2 separate regions of the Homo sapiens genome follow, and region 2 is linked to region 1. A link is a loop called in an ENCODE intact Hi-C map of the cell type or tissue named here. Cell type or tissue: mammary epithelial cell. All regions are shown on one strand. Links, peaks and the distances in the headings refer to the core of each region. The heading gives the core; the rest is flanking DNA.

Evidence for each region. A loop is a pair of places that touch in the nucleus more often than their neighbours do. Peaks named below come from ENCODE experiments on the same cell type or tissue, not always from the same donor. Only the 100,000 strongest peaks of a DNase experiment are listed, where the experiment ranks them.
Region 2: a loop joins it to region 1, with 13 times the contacts of the local background. A loop is called at or near these places in 4 of 110 quality-filtered maps.

The regions. Positions count from the first base shown.
Region 1 is chr9:85,136,927-85,149,478 of GRCh38, forward strand. It overlaps LOC107987088 (a long non-coding RNA gene), which reads right to left and starts at 5,709. Exons shown (of 4, transcript XR_001746809.1): 1 at 5,519-5,709. In mammary epithelial cell, for the core only: a CTCF peak has its summit at 6,299; no DNase peak of the experiment used is centred there.
Region 2 is chr9:84,926,162-84,938,713 of GRCh38, forward strand. NTRK2 (neurotrophic receptor tyrosine kinase 2) reads left to right here. Exons shown (of 19, transcript NM_006180.6): 15 at 8,001-8,131. Among named protein-coding and RNA genes, the nearest start is that of NTRK2, 260 kb to the left of the region's middle. In mammary epithelial cell, for the core only: a CTCF peak has its summit at 6,951; no DNase peak of the experiment used is centred there.

The DNA of each region.
Region 1 (12,552 bases), core at 3,000-10,999:
CATCTGCTTCTTAGGCGTAGTCCATGGAAGGGTGAGTGCTCTAGAAGTTTGATTTGGGGAATTGTGGCCCCTTGACCATAATATAATCTAATAGGACCCTGATCTTACCCTGGTTTTCACAAAATTTATAAATTATGTCTCTAAAACAGCCAGGCTGGAGTATTTATAGCCTGAGGAAGCTAGCCACAGCATAGTTCTAAAAAAAAAAAATCCGCAGTTTGCATCAGTAAATGCTGAAAAAATGTAAAGGCTCATCTGTTGCTAGAGGGGGAAAAAAAGGAAGAGAAAGAAAAGGGCAGAGAACTTCTCAGAATGAGATGTTCGATTTATTCAAGCTTGTAAATATAGAAATCCAGACTGCTGGTGAAACTCGAAATAGTAATTTTGCTCCCATCTCGCAAGGATGGAAGAAAGCATTTAGATCCACACTCTACCTATGCGGAAAAATCGTGAGACCGTGTGCTTCTAGCAGGTACCTGGAATTGGTGCTTGCATTTGGAGATGCTGTGGCCAACTTCTCATTATACCGTGGTCAATCAAACACTCTTTGTCCCCGATGTTCAAGAGTTTGGCTCTATGGGTAAATCTGCACCATTAAAGCCAAAGTTCATAAAGCAACTATGGAAAGCTTCTATCTTAGTGCTCCCAACTGAAAAAGAGTGACTGATGGCTTAAGTATTTTTATAACTAAAGGAAAAGTGATTAGTGGATTGAGTCAGAGTCACATAAAAGAAAATTTGAGCTCTGTACCGCTTGCTTGTGATTTATTTATTTCTATCATGCAGTTGCCAGTGCTATTAAAATAATGTCAAAGACATAAAGATGAATTTAATAAGCTATTGATGGTGGATCTGACAGTGGGTTAGTGCCTAAAGTAGTGAAATGTCAGGGTAAAGTGCATTATGTGCTGACTTGCATCGTTAAAGTGACTCCAGGCAAACCGAGAAGCAGCCGTTAGACTTCCTTCAGATGCACTAAACGGCTGCTCTTCCGCTAAAAGCTCCCCAGCTCTTATCCTGGGATAATGGATCAGAACTGAAACATCTATGTCTAAGAGAGAACAAGGGAGTGCCCCAACAGGTCTAAACTAGATCAAACACATTACCATCAATGTGCACACATCCTTAACAAAGCCAAGCTAATTATTAAAATGTGAAATATGGCTCAAAATGCAAACCAAGCAGAAATTCTATAAAGGACAAAACCAAGCCCCACATTTACTTAATTCCTAAGTCTTCAAGTGAAATGGTCTTTTCATTTCATTATCAGGCTTTGTTCAATGCAGTCAATATCTAATTATGTTTTTAAAAGTTAAGTTTGGGATCTAAATTACCTATAAATACAGGGATATTCTTAGGGATTTCTTTGAGATATAGTCCCATTATTTCTCATTCACTTGCCTTGAGCTATGAGAAAAACAAATTGAAGCTTTAAGAGTTGTCTCAAAACACAACTTCTTCTAAACTGTCTTTGGTCCATGAGTTTTGAGAGTTCTCACAGTGGGTTTGATGTGCTAGCTGTCTGTATTCATAAAACTAAATGAGTAATTGGCAAGTCTCTGTTTTGCTTTGTGCTGTGGGTACAGGAGAAGAGAAATGAAAGGGGCAATGGGGGAGAGGGTAGAAGGGAAAGAAGAAAATAGAAAGGGAGTAAGAGAGAAAAAGGTGGTGATAATTGAGTAGAAAAGTGAAAGAAGAAAGAAAAGCAAAAAAAAAAAAACAGAAAAAAAGGCAAAAAGATCAATTTCAACAGGTCTTGAAACATAACCATTTCAAGAGGAGATAAGGAATCTGAGTGTTCCATAATTTCTTGTCCCATTAACCAAACCCACCAATTACTCAATTTCTACCTCATTTTGACTATGAGGCCGAAACAAATGAAATGCATTCAGTTCTGAATTTAAAACCTAAATCCTGAATTTTGGATTTATGGAACCAAAAATGACCTGTAGCTAGACTACATATTTCCAAAGTTGGCTGTTGTTCCGTGGCATGTCAAGGGTGCCCATGAAGATACAAAACTTTTCACTGTTTGTTTCACTATACTTGAAGGGAGCTTGAAACGAAAGCAATGTTGTTAAAACTTTTGAATTAGGTAAATGTTCTGCACTTAGCAATGTACAGTTGATTCTCATTATTCGTGGTAATTATGTTCTGTAAAGTTGCCTCAAACACAAAATTAGCTAATACTGAACTATTGTTTCTAGGAGGAAGAGTTAAGTTCTTGCAAGCCTGTAGTCACAACATTTTCATCAACTGAAGTACACATAAGCTTGTTTTATGTTTCTATTTAAACACCTTATTGTGTGTGTGTGTGTGTGTGTGTGTGATTCATTAACATTTAACTCACAGCCAACAGTAATATAACTCATGTCTGAATGAAGCTCATATCGTACACATACTTTCTCTATAAGGCATATCATATTCTACTTGCACTTAGGAACACTGGAAAACACTGCAATACTATGTTTGAGGACCAGTTTAAACTATGAAAGCACCAATAAAAAGCATAAAATATGTGACAAACTACAAAAAGAACACTTGTTTACAGCATGAGAACTGAAACAAGAAGGCAGTGTGTCATTTTGTTTGACCTCAGCTAGGAACATGTGCATTGGGGTGACTCAAATTTTTTGCCACTCTGCATGTCTTCAAATAACTATAAAATCACCCGCCAGGCATGGTGGCTCATGCCTGTAATCCCAGCACTTTGGGAGGCTGAGGCAGGCAGATGACCTGAGGTCAGGAAATCGAGACCAGCCTGGCCAATGTGGTGAAAGCCCGTCTCTACTAAAAACACAAAAATTAGCTGGGCATGGTGGCGGGTGCCTGTAACCCCAGCCAATAGAGAGGCTGAGGCAGGAGAATCGCTTGAATCCAGGAGACGGAGGTTGCAGTGAGCTGAGATCGTGTGCCATTGCACTCCAGCATGGGCAACAAGAGCGAAACTCCATCTCAAAAAAAAAAGAAAAAAAAAAAAAACAGCACCAGGAATATCCATTTTGGAGCTATAAGTTAATTTTTGGTGAGTAGGTGAATTAGCAAAAATGGAATCCACAAATAAGCAGGAAACACTGTATTTGGTTTTCCATTCAATTTTGCCATAATCTTTCAACTTTTAATCTGCCTTGGCACTTTGACTTTCTGTAAGTCTACTTGTTCTTGAGTTTCTTTGACTGTATAGGAGGAAGATTATTCCTGTTCCTTCTACATGTCTAGAACTCTATTTGAGTTCTTGGCTTCTTTTTCTCTTTTTTTTGCAGGAGTTGGGGCAGGGATGGAGTTTCCCTCTTGCACTCGTGTCGCCCAGGCTGGAGTGCAGTGGCGTGATCACAGTTCACTGCAACCTCCACCTTCCATGTTCAAGAGATTCTCCTGCGTCAGCCTCCCAAGTAACAGGGATTACAGGTGTGCACCATCAAGCCCAGCTAATTTTTGTATTTTTAGTAGAGACAGGGTTTCACCATGTTGGCCAGGCTGGTCTCGAACCCCTGACCTCAGGTGATCTACTCGCCTCAGCCTCCCAAAGTGCTGAGATTACAGGCGTGAGCCACCGCAACCAGCTGACTTCTTTTTCTTAAGTAAAACAAAATAAAGTAAAATAAAAATAGAGGATACTGAATCATTAAAAATTTAGAAAAAATGTAAAGCAACAAAACTTGAAAGACAGCCAAACTGGAAACTGAATTAGTGTTGAATCCCTTCATAAACTTTATCTCACTTACTCATGTCAACCTTTGTACTGAGTATTTTATAAGTGCAACAAGAGGTTAAGAGATGTATCCATGGTCAGATAGTTAAGTCATAGGACCAAGACTTCAAATGAAACTTTTAGATTATAAATTCCATCCACCTTCTATAAATAGAATTAAAAGAGAAGACACAATCATTCATGAAGCTTTGATTAAAATGTGCAAAATGAAAATGTTTTTTATATTTCTTTATAAAGCCCACACCAGATAGCCCCCACAATAGTTGAGTATAAAATATTAACCTTACAGGGATATGTTAAGGCCATTCTCACAAGGGGGAAATATAAACAGTCATTGAGAGAAATGGAAGGCAATGCTTTTAGGGAAAAGTGCACTAGTTGTAACTTTGGTTGTAAAAGGGAATACCCTGGCTTGTCAAGAACGACTTAGGAAAAGGCTCCTGAAATCACTGTAAACTATATTCTCAAGTTGTCAGGCCCCAAAAGTGGGGTGTTAAAAGGTAAGTGAGGCACACTGGAAACTGAGTCCTCTGACTACAGTGGACAGCTGAGAAGCTCCAGTGTATCTTGCCCAGTAGAAAGTTGGGCTAAGTTTGCTACATTTGATTTTCCAAGAGAATTTGGAAATTCTCTTTTGTACGTGAAATTTCCATGGCAGAGACAGTAGATGCTCACTTCAAGTCCATGAGCTCCCTGTATTTCCCAGCCTCCTTCCACTGCAGTCAGGTGTGGGGCCCTGTGACCATTCTATCCAATAGTTAATGGCCTGTGAGCAGAAGTGAATGAGATATAAATCACCAAGGCCTTTACAAGTCTTCTTCCTCCCTCCTTTCTCTCCCCCAATCTGTCTCTCTCTCTCTCTCTAGGAGTATGAGTTGGTATACCTCAGGCTCCTATTATCCTTCATCAGTTCTCTCCAGGATGTCCCAGCTGCCTTTGGACTTGAAGTATAACACTTCTTTACATTCTGAAAGTCAAATTGGCCATCAAGGCATGTGGCAAAGACCAAGAGTTGTGTCCCAATATCCATTCTTGCCTTCTATGCTTCTTTGGTACTAGACTTCAGACATTCACATGAATGTTCAGAGTAAAGGCTAATTTTCAAGCTACCCTTATTGCTATGCGTGGCCCTATGACTAAGTGTTGGTCAATTGGATGTGAGTGGAAGTTGTGTCTGCCATTTTAGGGGTGTGCCCTGTCTTGCCCTGTTTTTCTTTGTCTCTCCCACTGGAAACAGATGTCATAAAGAGCAACATTGGACCACATGGATGAGAAGAGAACTGTAGTGCCTACTTAACAATGTGGAGCTGCTACGTTAGTCTTGAACTGTTTTGGCTCAGATTCAGAAAAAATAAACTTTTAATTTGTGTAAGCTACTCTTGGATCCTAATGCAGTCACACTGTATCCTAGATAATCCAGGCACTTAGATGCTATGGCTACTGCTTTAACTCCTATCAAAACCCTTGGAAAATAGAGCTAAACAGGTTTGGGAAGTGGCATGACATATCCATGAAGTCTGTGCACTTTGAAGTAAGATAGAACTGACCCTGAATTTTACTTGGCCACTTCCTAGCTGTGTCTCCATGGCCAAGGTAATTAAAATATCTGAGCTAGGTTTCCTTTGCTTAAAAATTGAGTAAGTAATACATCATAGGATTGTTGTAAAGGTTAAATGAGCTGGTGTATACACAGTTCCTGGCATCTAATAAATATTAAACAAATGCTTGTTGCTATTGCTCAGGAGTCAGACACACTAAGGAAGTTGGAAGACAGGAGGAGAGGGTAGGAATGGCTTCATCTGCTCACCTTGCTTCTGCAACCAGAGGGACTTGCAAACACTCTTCTCTCAGTTTCTGTAGCTCGTGGATAGAAGATGTCATCCCATGGCTGACAGACATCTGGATTTTCTGTGCTGTGCTTATTCATTGAACTTAATCATGACCTCACTTTCTATGCCTGAGTGAGTAGAGGCTCCTTCTCCCTCCTTGGGTACAGTTGTTGATGGATTGAAAAGCACTCACTGAGAAAAGATATACTGTGACCCCTCCCAAGCCCGAGTCAATGTGAAAAGGGCTAAAACTGTGCCAAGTGCCAGAGTCCACTGGAAATTTCTGAATCCAGCTGCACACCCAGATGTGCATGTTGACAGGATGCCAAGCCATTCCAAAGTCTTGAGCAATGCGCAGTTCCAGGGCCCAGTGAGCTGGTGCCAAGGCTTTGACTGCCACTCCAGGAAGCCAGCAGCGGGGCAAGTGGGGGAAAGAATGCTCATTGAAAGAAGAAATTATTTTATGTATGGTTTCCCTGCTGACCAATGACATCTCTACCTTGCTAGTGTCCCACCTGTCCTCCAAAGTGGCTGACCCCACTGGAGATTGTTGCAGGCTGCAGCCATCTTGATGATGAGAATTGGCATCATCTGGGAGGAACACTCACTTCGTAACACTTCCCTTGAAAGCCATACTGTGTAAAACTAACTGCAGAGATGCAAACTTTCTTGTTGGAAGCATTGGCCTATGAAGGTAATAGAGAGCCATAGGGAGAAAAACAAATTGGTGGAGGAAAAAGTGACCTATACTGCCATCTGTCTGTCTGGAAGAGCATAGGTGACTCAATCCATTTCACATTTACCTCTCTTCAGCATTCAGCTAAGGTAAAGAAAAAATGGAGGGAAATAACTTGGATCAAATGTCTGTCAGCCCCACCCCTCAGCTTCCCAATTATTTCATCCCTCCTCCAGCCCAAACACATCTTTCTCTCACATCCTGATAGAGGCATTTCCATCTGTTTGCAAAACCTCACATTCCTGCCATAGCAAGTTGGAACTCAGAATATTGATACCCATTCTCTCTCCACTACTGTGTTCAAAACTGTCACCATCACAGGGGACATCAGGCCTTGGTGAACTTGTCTTGTAATCCAGCTTCCAAGCACAACATTGTTTCAATGGGAAGGGAACTCATTCTGGGTCCAAACAAAAAGCTGGTTGGTGACCTTAACGAATACAACCACGACATGTTTAAGACTGTCTGCACACGAAAATCAGCAAACATCAAAGATAGCATTGCACAATACGGAGTGTGGCACATCCAGAAAATTCAGGGGGAATGAAATTGCAAATGTAAGGGATAGAGTCAAAGACTGCATTTTAAGTTTATTTCCACCCAAACTGGTTCTTCCTCTGCCATGGAATAAGGAACAACTCAGCAAAGGGAGAGAAAGAAAGCAAAGCAATGAGGAGTTTCAGCCGCCTATTCTTTCAGGGGAAAGCTGGCGTGTGCTTTTCCCAAACTCAGCTATAGGCAGAAAACCAGAAGTGAGGCCGCTTCATCAGGAAAAAGAGATGCAGACAGCCCAAGTTACACAAATCCCTGAGCCTTGTCTGCACAAGGGTGTTTCATTTCATGTGGCTGCTCAGTATGTAAAGGATGAAAGTCTCATTTTAAGTAAATAGTGACATGGACTGTGGTGTTGATTAACAATCAACCATGTCTCAAGTCCAGCTCTCTCCAACGAAAAGCACCAAGAAAATACAATCTTCGGAAGAAAGGACTTGACAGAAACCACAGGCATGAAGTTGCATGGCCAGTTCCTGTTTGGGAAAAGCAACAGCACATTTGGTCTCTGAATTCCCTGCATTTGGCCGGCCATGTGGTCTCCAAAGTGGCTGTTTTTCTGAAGTCTCCATTGCGCATGGACCGACACACTCAGGCTTGCCTTCTTTCTGATGCCTTTTTGAGTGATGGCAAGAGCTATGTGAGTTCTCAGGGTGAGCTCTTTGTGTACAGGTTTGGTGTAAATAAGCATTCAGTTGAGCAAAGGTAGTTCTTACCAAGCCCTTGGCCATCACAAGACCACCTGTGCTGGAGCAGGCTGGGGCTGAGGAAAGGTTGGGAGTGAGTCTCCAGCTTCCCAAGAAGGAGTGACGTGGTCCCTGCCGAGAAGGAGTCATTTTGTTCATTCCCAGTCTCTTTCCTCCAAATTTTCAACCTAATTCCCACCTACGAGAGCAGTATTTTGGATACATGGAGCTCTCAGAGTGCCTCATTCCTGCAGTTTCCAAAGGCCCTTCTCAGTCCTCCTGTTTTCCATAAATGTAAGATGTGTTTCCAGGATCACCAGCTGCCTACTAGCAGGAAAGACCAAGGTGATCAATAAAGCACAGCAAGACCTTCCTTTTAAGCCACCCCAGCATGTTGCATTTCTAGAGCAAAGGAAGGAATGGGACTGAAGGCATAGCTTTGTTTGTAGGCTTTCATGTGCACCAGAATATACATTAAGGGACATGCCACACAATGTGTCTGTTTTTAAAGTGTTCATTCTATGCCGGACACAGTGGCTCACACCTGTAATCCGAGCACTTTGGGAGGCCGAGGCTGGTGGATCACTCCGAGGCCAGGAGTTTGAGACCAGTTTGGCCAACGTGGTGAAACCCCATCTCTACTAAAAATACAAAAAAATTAGCCTGGTGGCAGGTGCCTGTAATCCCAGCTACTCGGGAGGCTAAGGCATGAGCCTCTCATTTGAACCTGGGAGGCAGAGGTTGCAGTGAGCTGAGATCATGCCACTGCACTTCAGCCTGGGCAACAGAGCAAGACTGTCTCAAAAATAAAATAAAATAAAATGTTCACTCTAAAACGATTTGATTAACACACTGTTGACAACTGAGTTATCTGCTATGAACAATAGAAAAAAATGAGTTAAAGAAAGACCATTGTCTTGAACTACTGCTCTCAGAATGGTGGTCTCAAATTGTACAGAGCTCAACCTGCAAACACTGGAGCTCTCATCCCCTGGGGGGCTCTTAAATGGCCTGGAGGGTTTCCATAAGTGGGCCTACAGTTCAATAAGCAGGCCTAAAGTTCAAAGCCAATTTTCAGAATAAAGAAACATTCTCCCCAGGCTCCGGACACCTTGCAAATAGGAAAGTGGACCTCTGATGGTGATTCATAAGCATTTCAATCTCATTCTCTAAGTCTTGTGACTGGCCATTCCATAACTCCAAATGCCTTTGGCTTTGAAATTTCCTCCCAGGGTGCCTGCCTGGCATGTAGAAACTTCATTTAGCATAGCGCAGGTGGTCTTGTGCTGGCCCAGGGCTTGGTAAAAACTCCCTTTGCTCACCGGAATGTTTACCTACACCAAACCTGTACACAAAGAGCTCACCCTGAGAATTCACACAGCTCTTTCCATCACTCAAAAAGAGCATCAGAAGAGCAAGAGAAGATGGCAATCACCTGAGGTCGTGAGTTCGAGACCAGCCTGACCAACATGGTGAAACCCCATCCCTAATAAAAATACAAAAAAACAGCTGGGCATGGTGGCACATGCCTGTAATCTCAGCTACATGGGAGGCTGAGGTAGGAGAATCGCTTGAACCCAGGAGGCAGAGGTTGGGGTGAGCTGAGATTGCACCATTGTACTCTAGCCTGGACAACAAGAGTGAAACTCCATCTCAAAAAAAAAAAAAAAAAAAATTTGAGGTAGGCTATGTTCAGAATCTCAAAAATATTTTCTTAGAAAATAAAAATAGTTGCTCTAAATTATTTCTCTTATGTTTTATGTTTTTTCTTTTTTTATCTGTCTTAAATTTTTTAATGAAGGAAATAATGTTAATAAGCAAAATACATTTATTTGAGAATATTGGAAAAATACCTAAATGAACAAACAGGTGAGAAAAACTGTAAGCTACCTATGCAAAGGAAGCCACAATTTACCTTTTGCATCTTTTTTTCCAGTCTTTTTGTTATACATGTTTTGTGTAATTGAAACCATACTGTTTTATTTTATTTATTTATTTTAGATTCTGCTTTTTACACTTAGTAATGTGTAAAAAGGTCAGTGTGGCTGGAGCAGAGATAACATAAGCATTTCTCTGTGATATTAAAAAATTGTTGCATGTTAGAGAGCACAGATGACTCCCAGACAGAATGAAGGGATAGATTTAAAAGGAATTTAATGACCTTCATATTTGGAACTACAGGGATTGCCGTAGAAACCTTAAGGTGAACCCACGGACAGGTCTAGCTACAATCACAGGGACTGAAGAAAGGGATAGAGTCAAGATACCACTTCTCAGAAAGAGAGGCATTCAGTATGAGTTGAGAGAAACACATTGGAGGTCATAAAGCTGGAACTTTACAACAGCTTCCAGAAAGCAGAAGACTTAAAACTACCCAATACAAGTTCAACCTTGTTATTTTATAGACAAGAAGAAACTGGATCCATAATGATAAAGTGACTCATGGTAAGCCCCATCGAGTGGAAGTTTGTGAGAGACTCAAAATGTTCTGACATTGGATCCAACATTATTTGGTCTGCATCTTCCTGCCTTTTCTTCCACTTGCCTTCTCCCACACTCCACGTTGGTGTACAAGTGGGAATCAACATGTGTTATAACCATCTCACAGGGAGATGAGCTCAGATGGTTAATGGATGTGAAAACTCTTTGACAATGGGAAAACGACAAAAAACTAAAGCTTTATTGCTGCTGCTGCTGCTGCTAGTTTCCTACCTACTGAGGATAAAGATGAATGCAGCCACCTTTGACTCATTTAATGTATTCATTCAATAAACATTACTGAGTGTGCCAGGCACTGGGTGTAGGCATTAGGTATACAACAGGGAACAAACAGATAAAACACTTATGGAGTTTATAGTCTAGGTAAGACACCAAAGATGAACAATAAATTAAGTTACAGCCTATGATAGTTGAAGATAAGTGATAAGGAGGAATAAGTAGGCAGAGATAAGTTATGCAATGTTCTGGAAGGATGTTAGATAAGGCCGCTAGGGAAGGAAGCCGTGTGTATATATGGGAAAGAGCATCTAGGGACAGAGAATAGCAGGGGCCAATGCCTTGAAACGGGAGTGTGTCTGTGCTTTTGAGGACCAGGGAAGAGGTCAGTGTGGCTGGAGCAGAGATGACATAAACAAAGGCATGATAGGGGCCCAGATCATGTAGAGTTGTGGAGATGAATTTACTGAGGGAAGATAGTAGATGGTTCTGAACAGAGGAGTGATGTGGTCTGACTTCAACTTTAAAGAGGGTCTCTCTGGCCATATAAAGAATAGACTCAAGGGAAGTGAGAGGGTGGGCAGGAGAAGGTTAATTCAGCAGGCCTGGTTTGCTCAAACCCTGCACACTCAAAAAAAAAAAAAAAAAGAAAAGAAAGAAAAGAAAAAAAATGCCTGAGGGTGGTCTTAACTCCCTAAGCTGCTCACACCCCTCTTCCCCTACCCACCCACCCACACACAGTGAGGGCCAGGAGAGAAGCTAGGAAGCAGATGCACTCATCCAGGTGGCAGAGCAGGGTGGCATCTGCCATGATTTTGTCCCATCAGTGTCCTGGGATTTCTGTTGACTCTTTTGAAACTCCTTGGCAAGGGAAAGATACCTTTCATGAATGTCAATTGATGAAATCCAGAATCTCTTTATTAAACGGCTAATTCTGGTCTGATCTGTCAGAGAATCATTTCTGCTTTTTCCCCAGTGAAGAAGTTCTTGAGAAACTTGGTATCTCTAAGATGCTAAGCAAAAAGACCAAGGTTTCTTGTTTCTCTGTTGGTGTGAGCCAGCAGGTCTGCATCAGGCAATGGATGCAAGTGTCATTGGAAGTGCCTGGGAACAAGGAGAAACCCATAGCATTCAGATTTGTCTGTGATCTCCACCTCCACAACATGGCCACTAGTAACCTCATCATTATTTCAAATGGGCGGACAACCCACTGGCCTTGTAACCCTCCCAAGGATGGATTTTGACTTGACTTTCCTACAAGTCTCCCAAGTGTAGGAAACTTGGGAGAGCAGGAGAAAAATAGATCAACTTCTACTTGAGTGGGGAAATTATTCCATTTATATATTCTAGATCATTTTATTTTTATTTTTATTTATTTATTTATTTATTTTTTGAGACAAAGTCTTGTTCTGTCACCCTTGACTGGAGTGCAGTGGAGCGATCTCGGCTCACTGCAACATCTGCCTCCCAGGTTCAAGAGATTCTCCTCCCTTAGCCTCCTGAGTAGCTGGGATTACAGGCACCCACCACCATGCCCGGCTAATTATTGTATTTTTAGTAGGGACAGGGTTTCACCATGTTGGTCAGGCTGGTCTCGAACTCCTGACCTCATGATCTGCCCTCCTCGGCCTCCCAAAGTGCTGGGATTATAGGCGTGAGCCACCGTGCCCTGCCCCATTTTCTTTATTATAATTTTCACCTGGAATAGTCACAACAATGGGGGTATATTAATGAATTGTACTGATGGGTGCTTGGGATAAAATGCAATGAGTGTTTGTAGATGAAGTGCAAGCCTATATGAAGTGCCTGTTCCATAGCAAGATTTGGGGAGGAGAGCATAATGTGCTTCACACAGCTGCGAAGCTTTGGAGAACCTAAGGGCTTTTATAAACAGGAGAGTAAACTTTTTCTGTAAGGAGTTCAGTGTGTGTTTGGAAAAAGGAAGGCAGGGGCAGACCCTATCAGGAGCCATTAGCTTCTTAAGTTCTTCAGCTGCTGGGATTACGATCTCTGCCTATCCAAAAAGCAAGAGAAAAGCACAGACTGAGAACTCAGCCAGACATTGGATCAAATCCCAACCCCATCTCTTATCAGGAGAGTTACCCTGGGCAAGTTACTTAGCATCTTGGGGTATTTCAGCCTTCCATTCTCCTTTCATTAAATGTGGATTATGTTACCCGTCTCCAGGCATTGGTGTATGAGATTTAAATAATAACGTTTGGCACTCAGCCTACAGTAGGCACCTAATGAATGCTCACTTTCCACTTCTAGGTATTCCACGGACTAATCAACCATAACAATATTATCAGTATAATTGGGAGGA
Region 2 (12,552 bases), core at 2,081-10,080, 210 kb before region 1:
CTTCCTTCCTTTCTTTCTTTCTTTCTTTCTTTCTTTCTTTCTTTCTTTCTTTCTTTCTTTCTTTCTTTCTTTTTCTTTCCTTCTTTTTGAGATGGAGTTTCACTCTTGTTGCCCAGGATGGAGTGCAATGGCGTGATCTCAGCTCAATGCAACCTCTCCCTCCCGGGTTCAAGCGATTCTCCTGCCTCAGACTCCCAAGTAGCTGGGATTACAGGCATGTGCCACCATGCCCTGCTAATTTTGAATTTTTAATAGAGACTGGGTTTCTCCATGTTGGTCAGGCTGGTCTTGAACTCCTGACCTCAGGTGATCTGCCCTCCTCGGCCTCCCAAAGTGCTGGGATTACAGGCATGAGCCACCGCACCCGGCCCAGTTTCTTTCTTTTTTTATGGCATGTTGCCTGCTGTTCCTCTTTTGGAAAAACCAAGATAAATCACTCTTTCCTAAATCCACTCTGGACTTTTCTTTCACCTCATCCTGGTTCTTTCTCTTCTCCCCTCTTAAGTGTTCTCTTTCTCACCATTTTTTTCTCTTATTCAATTACTCATCTATTTTTACATGTTCGTGTTATTATTTGTTAATAAAATAGTTTTGGTTGTCTCATGTATTCCAGGCTCAGCAGTGGATTGGGGAAATTACACCTATTTGTCAACTCCATGCCCAAAGCATTCTTGAGTATGCCCATAGGTGTTTATTTTAATGTCCTTATGATAAGAACTGTGGACTCCTTATGCAATGCCTTGGGTGAAGATAGCTTTTGTGTCATGTGTTCATTTCTTATTGATCTCTGTTATGAGTACTATTTTTAGGAAACTCACTTCTTACTCTGGAGACATTTTTGAGGACATTGATCATTGTGCCTATCGGCATCCCTTTTGTAAAATCGATTTGAAACATTCCTTTGAAAACAAACTGTCATGAAGAATCTTACTTCATGAAGAAGGGATCGCTGTGTTTTTATTTATGAGTAGCCAAAATTTTGTAAATTATTGTGTTTTCTTTTTGGCTTCTCCTGCCAGCAAGCTTAGGATCAAATTATGACTTAAGTTTAATAACCACTGAGGACCCAAGAATCTTCATGCTTGCATTTCTACTTAACACCTTGTCTTAACTTCCTATTTTATTTCTCTTGACTTCAGTTATTATTACAGTTTTTGTTTTTCTTTGTGTCATTTATAGTACCTAAAATCTTTTGTGAATGGAGCAAAGATGTAAGTAAATGGCATGAAAGATATAAGTACATGGGTTTTTCTGCCCTTTAGGTTATAAGGTCCTTGAAGACAGGGATTATTGTACTCTTCTCTTTTTCTAGGCCCTAGAAAATGCTGAGGCACTTTTAGTAGGTGCATAGTAAAAGTTTATTGAACTAAATTGTTAGAAATAGACCTCTGATTTCCTAGATAGGCACAGCTGAACTCATATGCTTTCTCTTTTGCTTGTTTTTTGTAAGAAGGCCAAGGCAAGGTATGTTGTAGTGGAAAGAATTCAAACCCTGCCTCTTACTAATTATACAATCTCACATGAGTTATTTAGCTAATCCACTCCTCCTCTTTGTTTCCTTAGTTTGAAAATGGAGGTAAGAATACCCTTCCAGATTGCTATGACAATTGGTAAGTCCTGTAAATCTCAGCACATTCTCTGGCCCATAATAACAATCAGCACAGGTTAGGCACCCTGTTGCCTCCCTATTTCCTGATTTCACTGGAAACAGTACTTGGAAAAGGATAAGTAAGTGGATTGCTCTATGGCCACAAGTAAGTCAATTAACTGAGGTGTCATCTGTAAAATAAGTGTGGCTATTGACCTCATTCAGAGGGATATGAAATTAATTGATGATAATGCACATTGGGAATTTTTGCTGAGAAGTGCTTCAGAATGGCTCAGTCTTGTTACGTGCTCTATTTCATCCTTAATATTATTTATGAATATTTAGCCTTTTCTTGTTCTGGTGTGTTTTATGTCTGTGGTCTTAATTGCATTTATTTTTTAATTTAGTACCAACTTGTATCTTAATAAAAATGTAGGTGAAACTTTAAAACATAGTTTCTATCTTTCACACAAATTTGTTTTTATAAGGTGGATGATTTTACCTGATTCAATATGCTGCTAATACATGAAGATATTTGGAAAATCATTTTTGTTAATTTTATTTTATATCAAGTTCAAGCATTTTTTGAAGTATTTAACATTTACATTCTGCTTTTAACATTCATATTTTATATTTATCAGTAGTTTTCTAATGAAATTGTTTATTAGGAGATGTGCGGCTCATTTCAGATGATAAACATGAGTGTTTCAAGTATTTCTAGTAGAAAAGATATCAACTAAATGAAATACCTGTTTTCACTTTAATGTCAGGAAACCCTCTCTGTCTTCAGTATGAATCAGTGTCCTCTATTTCAGAGTCCAAGGGTTGCTTTTCTGAGAGGGAGGGAACCTGAATCCTAGCTGGGTCACCTTCTAGCTGTGTGGCCCCGGGAAAGTCATGTCACTGTGCCAAGCCTCTCACTGATCTGTCAAACCCGAGGGAGCCAGTCTCGATGATCTTTAAGTTCTTTTCCTATCACAGTATTCAGTCCTGGGAGATGGAACTGCTAAAGGCAGGCTCTGCATTTAGGACCACAGGGAAACCGAGAGAGAGAATTTCGGGAACTCCCAGTACAGGCCATTATCTTTTAGAGTATATTAGTTTTAATCTTTCTCCTGAAAACTTTAAGATCTCTCTCTTTTTAACTGCAGGTTGCTTTATCCTTGTCATATATTAGATACTGAATAAATGTCTCTGTTGAAAGTCCATATGTTTAGTGGAATAAGTCCACTGGGCCAAGAGTATCTATGAAACCCCATTATTGAGGAAATGGGAAAGGCACATTTCCTGAGACCTTAAATGAATAAAGTTATATTTATTTTTTATTAGTTTTAGATTTCATAGCAATGGGTATAGACATAGAGTAATACTTTATCTATTGCCTGTGTGTATATATGGAATATGTACTTCTGGGAGGAATCTATACCAGAATTTGATTTAAGCAATCTGAAACTACAAGCATCTATGTCAGCTGCTGAAGACACATTGCGACACAATGCATTTTTCAGGACTCTAATGTGATACGAACACAGAGCTGGAAGTCAGTTCACTTCTGGCACTCATGGGACAAATGACCAAGGGCACCACATTTCCATTCTGAAAAATTCCATCAGTGACAGGGTTGCCCAGACAGGGTGCAGATCACACGAGTTTGGTGGTGTATTTCCTATAGCTCTTATTTGATTCCTCCTTTTCCTTTGGCAGGGTGAATTTTACACAGAAATTTTTCTATAAAACTCTTTTTTTTAAATTAAGTGATTGTTTTGAGTTTTCCTTCAAATCTAGGAAGTCATTCATGGTAGAGTTTGGTTCCTTTTTTTTTTTTTAAATTTGAGAGAGTCTCATTCTGTTGCCCAGGCTGGAGTGCAGTGGCACGATCCCTGCTCACTGCAACCTCTGCCTCCCGGATTCAAACAATTCTCCTGCCTCAGTCTCCCGGGTAGCTGGGATTACAGGTGCATGCCACCATGTCCGTTTAATTTTTGTAGTTTTAATAGAGACAGGGTTTCACCACGTTGGCCAGGCTGGTCTCAAACTCCTGACCTCAAGTGATCAGCCCACCTCGGCCTCCCAAAGTGCTGGGATTACAGGTGTGAGCCACCACACCCAGCCTCTTATTTATTTCTTATTACAGTTGCTTATGTTGGGTTTAAGGTGATTTGCTCAAGTCTCCAAAGTTAAGAGCAGCAGATTGGCTGATCACAGAGAAAGGAAGCATGTGAGAATTTTGCATGCTTATGTGATAGCTTATTTATCATGGAATCCTTAGGCATGCTTCACTCAGGATATTTTGTGTAAAGTGAATCAAAAATGTCCACAGAGCCCTTCAAGATACTGATATTCAAAGTCTTAGACCACAATGAGATAGGAGTTTGTCCAGAATGTGAATCAGGGCATTGCTTCCTTCATTACAAAAGTCTTACTCTCAGGAAAAGTTAGCCTAATGTCACACAATCAGCCAAACTAAACCTTTGGATGTCTGGCCTCTTAGCTCCACTGCTGAAAGCTGGAGGAGAAATGGCAGCCCAGTGTTGTTACAGCTTAGGCAGGTTACTGAGCCTTTCTGAGCTCGGCCCCTGAGAAGGAAGGCACTGGTAGGGTGGAGAGGGAAAATGTGGGCCCAGAGCTCAGTGGGTGAGAGGAGCAACCGAGATGTCAGCAGAGGTGGTGCAGGGTAATGGCTCCCTAAGATAGAAGCTTCAAGACAGCTGGGGCTCTAGCACGAGGGAGAGGGAGTAAAGGATCAGAAATCAGGTGTGTAAGCCCTGAAGTACCAGGGGATGAGGGATAGAGATGGCGTCCAATTGAGAGGCTTGGGCATCCTTGGTGCATTGCCGAGGTTTTATTTAAATCAGGGAGGTAAAGGGATGTTTAAGGAGAGTTGAGGAAATAAGGAGCTTGTGGAGTCACAGGCAGTGAGCTCAGAGTACACCGTGGAGGGGTGTCCAGGGGAGCTGAAGGGGCATAAGCGATCCACATTGGGAGGATAGTGTCTGGATAACTAGAGACTTCCTGTGGTGTTGTAGGGAAATGGAAAATGGGCAAGTTGGGATGAGTTTTGATGCCTTCTTAAAGGAGAATGGGAAGACGTTCTTAGCTCAATGACAGGAAAGCTTCAGATTAGATGTTCTTCCCACTGCTGCCATCCCAGAGAATAGAGCTATTTTATCACCTACAGGCTTAGAAGAGTTGACCTCAATTAACTCAAATAACATAGTCAAGTAGTACTTGTCTGTGGTTATCATTATTAAACATATTTTTTCACAGATATTTATAAATCACCAATTGTATGCACAGCACTGTGAGGCCCTGTCAGGAATACAAATACAAAATTCCTGTGCCCCTAAGTAGCTCAGTCTTAAAAAAGAGAAATTTGGCCAGGCACGGTGGCTCACACCTGTAATCCCAGCACTTTGGGAGGCCAAGGTGGGTGGATCACGAGGTCAGGAGTTTAAGATCAGCCTGGCCAATATGGTGAAACCCCATCTCTACTAAAAATACAAAAACATTAGCCAGGTGTGGTGGCACACACCTGTAGTCTCAGCTACTCAGGAGGCTGAGGCAGAAGAATTGCTTGAACCTGGGAGGCGGAGGTTGCAGTGAGCCGAGATTGTTCCACTGCACTCCAGCCTGGGCGACAGAGCGAGACTCTGTCTCAAAAAAAAAAAGAGAGAGAGAGAGAGAGAGAGAAATTTATTCCATTTAGAGAGAATACATTGGCAAAAGGACACTGCTCAGATTATCGGTGCCCCAAAACATAACAAAGCAGATAAATGCAAATATAGTAGCCCATTTCCTAAAGAAAAGATGCAGCTCTCCTGCTTTCAAGGTCAACGTGGAAAAACTGCTTTAATCAATTTTAGTTTTGGAAATAATGAAATTGTGGCTTTGGCCTTAAAAACTTATTTTCCACCAAATTTTTCTCCTGCTTGGACTGCGAAAAGAAAGAAGGTATGTAATAAAATGCAAAAAAAAAAAAAACAAAAAAAACCAACGTTAAATACTTGCCTTGCTCTGGTTAGAGTGAGAAGTAAATCAAGTGGGAATTTAATTCCCAATGAACATGTGACAACCAGGGAGTTAAATATTAGATTTAAATAGGGCAGCTAATTATCTGCAAGAATTACATTTGTGTCTTTATATGGGCACTCTCCCTAATGAACACATTTCTCTCCTCTTAAATTCAGTCGTTGTCACTGGAGCATGAGAAATTAATATACGTTCTTATATTCATCAATATTGTTGCTCATAAAAAGACCTTTTGATTTTTATCACCCTGAGTTCCCAGAGGCTCACAAAAGCATTCATAGCTCTGAACCACATGAATTATCGGGGGGAAAGAAAAATCCCATTAAATCAAAATCTTAATTACCACTTGCATTTTCTATAAAGTTGTGTCCAAAAAGAAACCAAGCAGGCTGTCCATCAACATAGAATGGATAAATACATGGTGGTACAGTCCTTCCACAGAATATTATACAGTGGTATAAGGGAAATAATTCATACTACACACACAATACAGCCCAATCTCAAGGACACCGTTGAGAGAGAGATTCAAGATCTGCAAGAATTCGTACTGTATAACTCCATTTAATGTAGGTTCAGAAACAGGTGAAGCTGAACAAGCTCTGGGAGATAAGTAGGAATGTAGGTACAATCAGGAAAGAACACACTGGTGCTTCAAAGTTACTGGTGATATTCTATTTCTTAAATGGGATGGTGGGTTCATAGGTATCCATTTTATTATTATTATTTACTGCAGTTTAAATTAAACTGCAGATATATGGTTTATATTTTCGTATAATGCAGTTCACAATCAATTAAAAAAACATTTTAAAAAATGTTATCAAGTTACACCGCAGTACTAAATCTCTACTTTGAGTTGCACGAGGCATCAGGAGATATTTAGGGCTCGGTCTTAACCTTGGGAGCTTACAGATGTGATATAATTGTGGGATACATCAGAATACGAACAAGCTATGACAGAATGTGAGTTCACAGGAAGAGGTCTTTGGTGGTCAAAGTGGTCCTGGAAAGCTCTATGAGAGAGTAAGAATTTGAACGGGGCTTTGAAGGATGAACTAAGCAGAGAGGAAGCCTGGCAATTGTTTTTACTTTTTTCTCTATTTCTCTTATAAATTAAGTCTCTGCTCATGTTTAGTACAGTTTACAATTGAAAAGAGACTTTGTGAAGTAGAAGAAAACACATGAACTCTGGAATCAGACAGACTCGGGTTCAAATCCCAATTCCATTCCCAGACTGTAAATCTTGGAAATTCCTGCAGACTGTTTTCCTACTTGTAAAATGCAGAGAGGATTATGTCATGGGATTGTGAGACTGAAATGAGAGAATATAGTTGGCCACACATTCCAAGCTCTAGAGGGCATCACAATCTCTTTTTAATGCACTACCATTCAGCAACAAGGAGTTCAGAAAATAATACCAGCCAAGACCCAGCGGAACTCCCGTGCTAAGGGACTCAACATTTAACGTGCTGAGTGAGGAGGCACAGCTCACATGTACTTCTGTCCTCTGCAGGGTCTCCTTGTGGGCCTGTCCTCCATGACCTCTGTCCTTTGGTGTGCTCCCTCTCTGGTTTCCACCTTGCAGCCAATGAGCTTCTGAGGACCCTTAACTGCCTCCTGCCTTGTGCACCAAGAGGGTGTATGGATGAATGACTTGAGCCGTCGCTGCTCCAGACTGTAGGGAGGAACATTCTCTTGTCCTGGGATTCATCTGCTTTTGTCTCTTCTTGGCCTTGGAGAGCCAAGACTGAGCCATGATTTTAAAACACGGCTAAGGAAGCTAGTCCTTAATGCAGACGTCTAGATGTTTCTGATCCAAACAAAGGAAGTCAGTGAGGCCCAACCATGTTTTAGCCCACCCCACTAGAAGGCTAAAACTGAGGTGAGGCCAAAACCTTAATTAACAATGCAAAGATCTTGCATTTTCCTTTTGTATCCTCTGACTCTGTCTCCCTTAGGAATCTGAGATGGCTTAACCAATAATTCAGGATTGCTAGCTATCTCTCTGCTTTGCCCTGCTGGACACACTGCTAACAAATATATGCAAAGCATCTGGCTTATAAGAAGCCTGCCATTAATGTGAATTTCTCATTTCTCCCCTTTTTTACTCTATAAAGTTTATCAAGGATATTTTGCAGTCAGCAACTAGGTATCTACTTTAGTTTTATCAGAAACAATAACTGAGTTCTGGAGAAAAAGGTGATGAAACCTCCGCCCAGCCATTTGGGGTGGACTGTGAAGATGGACACCCAGCTTCTTCGGTTCACTGTGCACAGAGGAGAGACTCTTGGGCCTGGAAGCTCAGGTACAGGCCACCAACTCTTCACCCGCTGCCTTCACCTCCACATGCTTCAATTCCAATTTCCATTCTGTCTTTGTTTTGCAGTTGTTCAGCACATCAAGCGACATAACATTGTTCTGAAAAGGGAGCTAGGCGAAGGAGCCTTTGGAAAAGTGTTCCTAGCTGAATGCTATAACCTCTGTCCTGAGCAGGACAAGATCTTGGTGGCAGTGAAGGTAAGAGAACATTCCAGAATGTCTCATTAACCATGATCACACTTACGTGTGGAAATTTAACTCTATTTTATTATATTTTGGTGGCCAATGCAGGAGTAAATTGTTCCTGCTATGATGGATGTATTCAAATTCCTTTAAACTAAATGGACAGTGGAAAGGACATTTGGGGCACATCCAACTGTCAGAGGTTCTTCTCAGTGGCCACTGACAAGTCTGCAGGCTGTGAAGAGCTCTGAGCTACTCTTCCAAGTCCATGCTAACTGAATTTTGGATGGAAGTCAGTGGGGCCAAACAGAATTCGACCAGCTGAGTCCTTCCTGAAGACTCACATGTGTCTCCTCAAATTGTTAGGTGCTTGTTCCAAGCTCAGCTGAAGCTTGTGTCAGGTTTATGGTTCTGGAAGGAAGGATTGTGGACTTCACTTCCCCTCTCAGCCTCTGTGCCACTCAATTCTCTACCCTGACCCTCCCAGATGCGTACAAATCTCCAGGGTTTTATATAGCACAGGCATGATTTCATCCAGGGCTGGATGGCATCTCCTGTGGAATTCACCACCCAAGGAGACATAGTGGTTTTACTAAAATGAAGACTGAAAGTCCTCCATCATAGTCACGTCCTCATAAACTCAAAAAGGAGTCCTGGTCTTCAATTAGATAATCATTATGATTGAAGGGGATACAATTTCCACTGAGCTCTCTAAAACACAAGAATTAACAAAAATAGCACAAAAGGCTTCAGGTATTTTACATATATTTTTCAAAAAATTTTTAACTCACCAAAATAATGGGTAATATATATTTAAAACACTTAAAAGGGGCATATATTTATAAAATGAATTAAGCTCCAAATGAATATGGACATGGCTAATGTAATAAAATGTAAGTTCTTGACATAATATAAGATTATTGAGTTTTTTGCTGTTTTATTTCTGCCAAACAGGAAACATTTTTACAAATGGCATTTATTTACTAGTCATAACCAGGACAACTTTTCATTTTAGAAAATCAGGAGTCTATTCCATTACTGTTATACTTAACATTAAAATGTTTCAGTACATACATAATGGGCACAACTGAGAAATAAAATTATTCTTGGAGTCATCCAGCAGACTAAATGGTTTTTATTAAAGTTTATCCAAATAGAAAATCTGTACATTTGCTTTGTCACCAAAAGAAACTAACCAAGGTGGCATGATACTCCTAAACTCTCAGAGAAGACTCCTAAACTCTGCACTTTGGGGTGAATAAAGAACAGGCCTTCCTAGGAATGATAAATGTAAACATTTTTCAAATAAACATCATCTCCCCAAGATGGACAAATGGAGGGGGAGAGAGAGAGAGGAGAGAGGAGAGGAAGGAGATCCTAGAGAGATGTGAGGGTGAATGGGGTAGAAGGTGGCAAAGTGAGAATCTTGTAGTCATTATGGAGATGTTTAATTCTTGCTTTTGCTATTACTTCCTCTTTTACTTACTCAAAAAGTTTTGTTTGTCATTGTTTAGCACAAAATGTTCAGAACATTTGGCAGTGTTAAATCTGCAGTCTCTGTTTTCTTCTTACTGTATCTTTTTTTTCCCCCTTTTGGTTAAATGAGACCAAAAGGTAGCTCTATTTTTGTAAATTCATAGTTTGATCACATGTTAGAGCTGGAAGAATCTTTGGGAACATCTAATCCTAGGCTAGCCATGTATTATAGACAAGGAATCTTAAGACTCTGGATTTGTGTTCTGGGTGCATATTTTGTACTGCCACCCAGGAAGCTAAGTCAGACCTTCAGACTCTGCAGGTGTCACAAGATGGACTCTTTGAATGTAAAGAAATCCTGGGAGACTAGGGAATCCTAGATGAGAGTGTAGAAATAGCTAAGAAACCTCAGGCAGATATAGAGATAGAGCCAACAGATTTCTCAGTGGGTATGGCCTTTCATCTTAGTACCACTTCTTGCCCTGTGCCTACTTCTCTGTACTTCTTGCAATACCTTTAAGGAGAGTGTGTTGCGTAGCTGAATCCAGGGCACCCTCAGCTTATGTGTTATATTTCCTTCCAAACATATGCTCAAATAGGACTTCAGGGCTTGGACAACTAACAGTGAAGAGTCAGCTGGTGACAGTGATGTTTAGCCTAGTAGCTGGGTTGGCATTAAAAGACATCTTATGCCATTCCAGTTTCCTGCCCACGGCATGCTTCTGTTTGGGCATATGTCCCATTATCACTGTCAGTGAGGCCCCTCTCTAGTTTATATCCCAATCACATTCCTAGTTCCACCTCTGAACCAGACCTAGGGCCTAGTCTTCACATACATCCTGGCTTTGCCAAGTAAGTATTTGCAAAGTAATGACCTATGATGAGTGCTTCTTTAATCAACACTGCTTAAAAAAAAGGAAAAACAAGATTTAATTCTTTGTTAAATCCCAACTCTTCTCTTTGCTAGTTTCATTCTTGTTGAAATTCAAATGAAACTATCATCTGTCATCTCAAATAAGGAGGACAAAGTGCCTGCAGACTAAAAATTCATTCTAACTTCATGGTCACAAACTTAAGAAGTCTCATGTCAGTGACCTTACATGTGAATTTTTTTTTTTTAAATGAGAGGTTTTGCTTATGTTTGCTAGAGTAATTTCAAGCTTCAGAGAGGATGTTTATTTCAACTCTCTGGGATTCAGAGGCTGCAGCCACGTAAGGGACTAGCTGGACCTTCCACAGGCTCCAGGCTGAATTGGATCAGAATAACCCATGGACCTTTCACAGAGCTGTCACTCGCCAGCCTGACCTGCTCATTTTTAGGGCTTTAGGCCTATTGAAAGTGTATTCAAAGACTATCCAAAGGAGCCTGGGAAGAAAATGTCTATAGTTCAGCCCTGACCACAATGAAGGGATTTTTTAAAGGAATGAAACCAACTGAATGCAGCTGCCAGGGATTGCACAGCTTCTCACCTCTATGGAGTGACTGCCGGGCTTGCTCCTCTTCCATTGGAGACACCCAGGGATGTTTGACAGCCTTTCTGCTGTTGCTTAGCAACCCCTGCTGCATTGATTATGCATGCTAAGAAATAGCAGCTATTGTCCTTTTTCCTTCTCTAGAAGGAGCTGACTCTGGTGTGAAATCTAAGGCTTTACGTTCAGATTGACAGATGTCAGATTCCTGTAAATTCTGGTGTTGATGATTTAAGAGCTTGAGGGATCCATAGGAAGAGATTTAGGGTGGAAGTGATCCTAAGGCATGTGCACAACACTTGAGGGCACACAGAGCTGAGCATGCCTCTCCCATCAGAGTATTTGCTTGTTTGGATCCAACCAGATTGTCCCTTTCCTGATATCTTTGGATGACCTTTGTTTTTTTAGTGAAATTGATCTATCAACCATTTTTTTTTCCCTTTGCACTGAGTTATAATCAAAGAACCCATAGAGAGGAGGAGAAGCAGAGAAACCAGTCTTTGATCAAACTGAGTTACTTTACCTTTAAGTAAGTCAATTGCCAAGGAAACGCTTCATCGCAGTTTCCCTGCATTAACTGTGGATGCATTAGCTATTTTTGGCTCCATCCAACCTGTATTTCCAAAGCTGCAATTCCTATAACATTTCCTTGTACTATGAATCCACATTGATTTTTGCTTTTTAAATATATCCACAAGTGTGCATCGTGGGATTCATGGTCTCTCCTCCCCTCCCCACTAACTCAGGTGTATTTCTAGAAACATAAAATGCTGAATAGGAGAGAGACCTTAGAAATCATATATATAACCCAAGCCTCATGTTTTATGGATGAGAAAACTGAGACTCAAGGAAGTTGAGTGACTTCCCCAAGGTGTAAGTTAAAGTGAATCAGAGGTGTTGTACAGGAAGAAGACTTGGCAAGATAAAAAATGGTAAAATTTGACTTCAGCAAGCACTTTCGTTGGAATCTGACTTAGGATTTTTGCTTTTCATGTTTCCAAATTCTTTCTTGTCAACAGAGAAAATGATGATGTTTTTCTCCACCAAGAGTTTGGAAAAGTTTTCTGATAAACCCTCTAGCACATAATGAGGCAGGCCCCAAGTGGCATCCAACATGTTTCTTCCATTTCCATGTCGGGATGGCCCCTACCCAGCCTCTTGGCCCAGGTAACTCCCATCCACGCATCAGCTCTCAGTTCAAGTTGTCCCTCTTGGGAAGGATGTGCCTTGTTTGCTCCTCCATCTAGGTCACATCTCCATGACATATGCTATTAAAACATCTGTACTTGTCCTTTATAGCATTTGTCAATATTTTAAAATTATATATATATATTTCTGGGCTTATTTAATGAATGGCATTGAATGTCTGTCTCCTCTAGTAGAGTGGCATATTCCCCAGGATGGCAATAGTGCCTTTTAGCACACTGCCTCATATGTAGTAGTATGCAGTAAATGCTTGTTGAATGAATGAAGGGATGGATGGGTGGGTG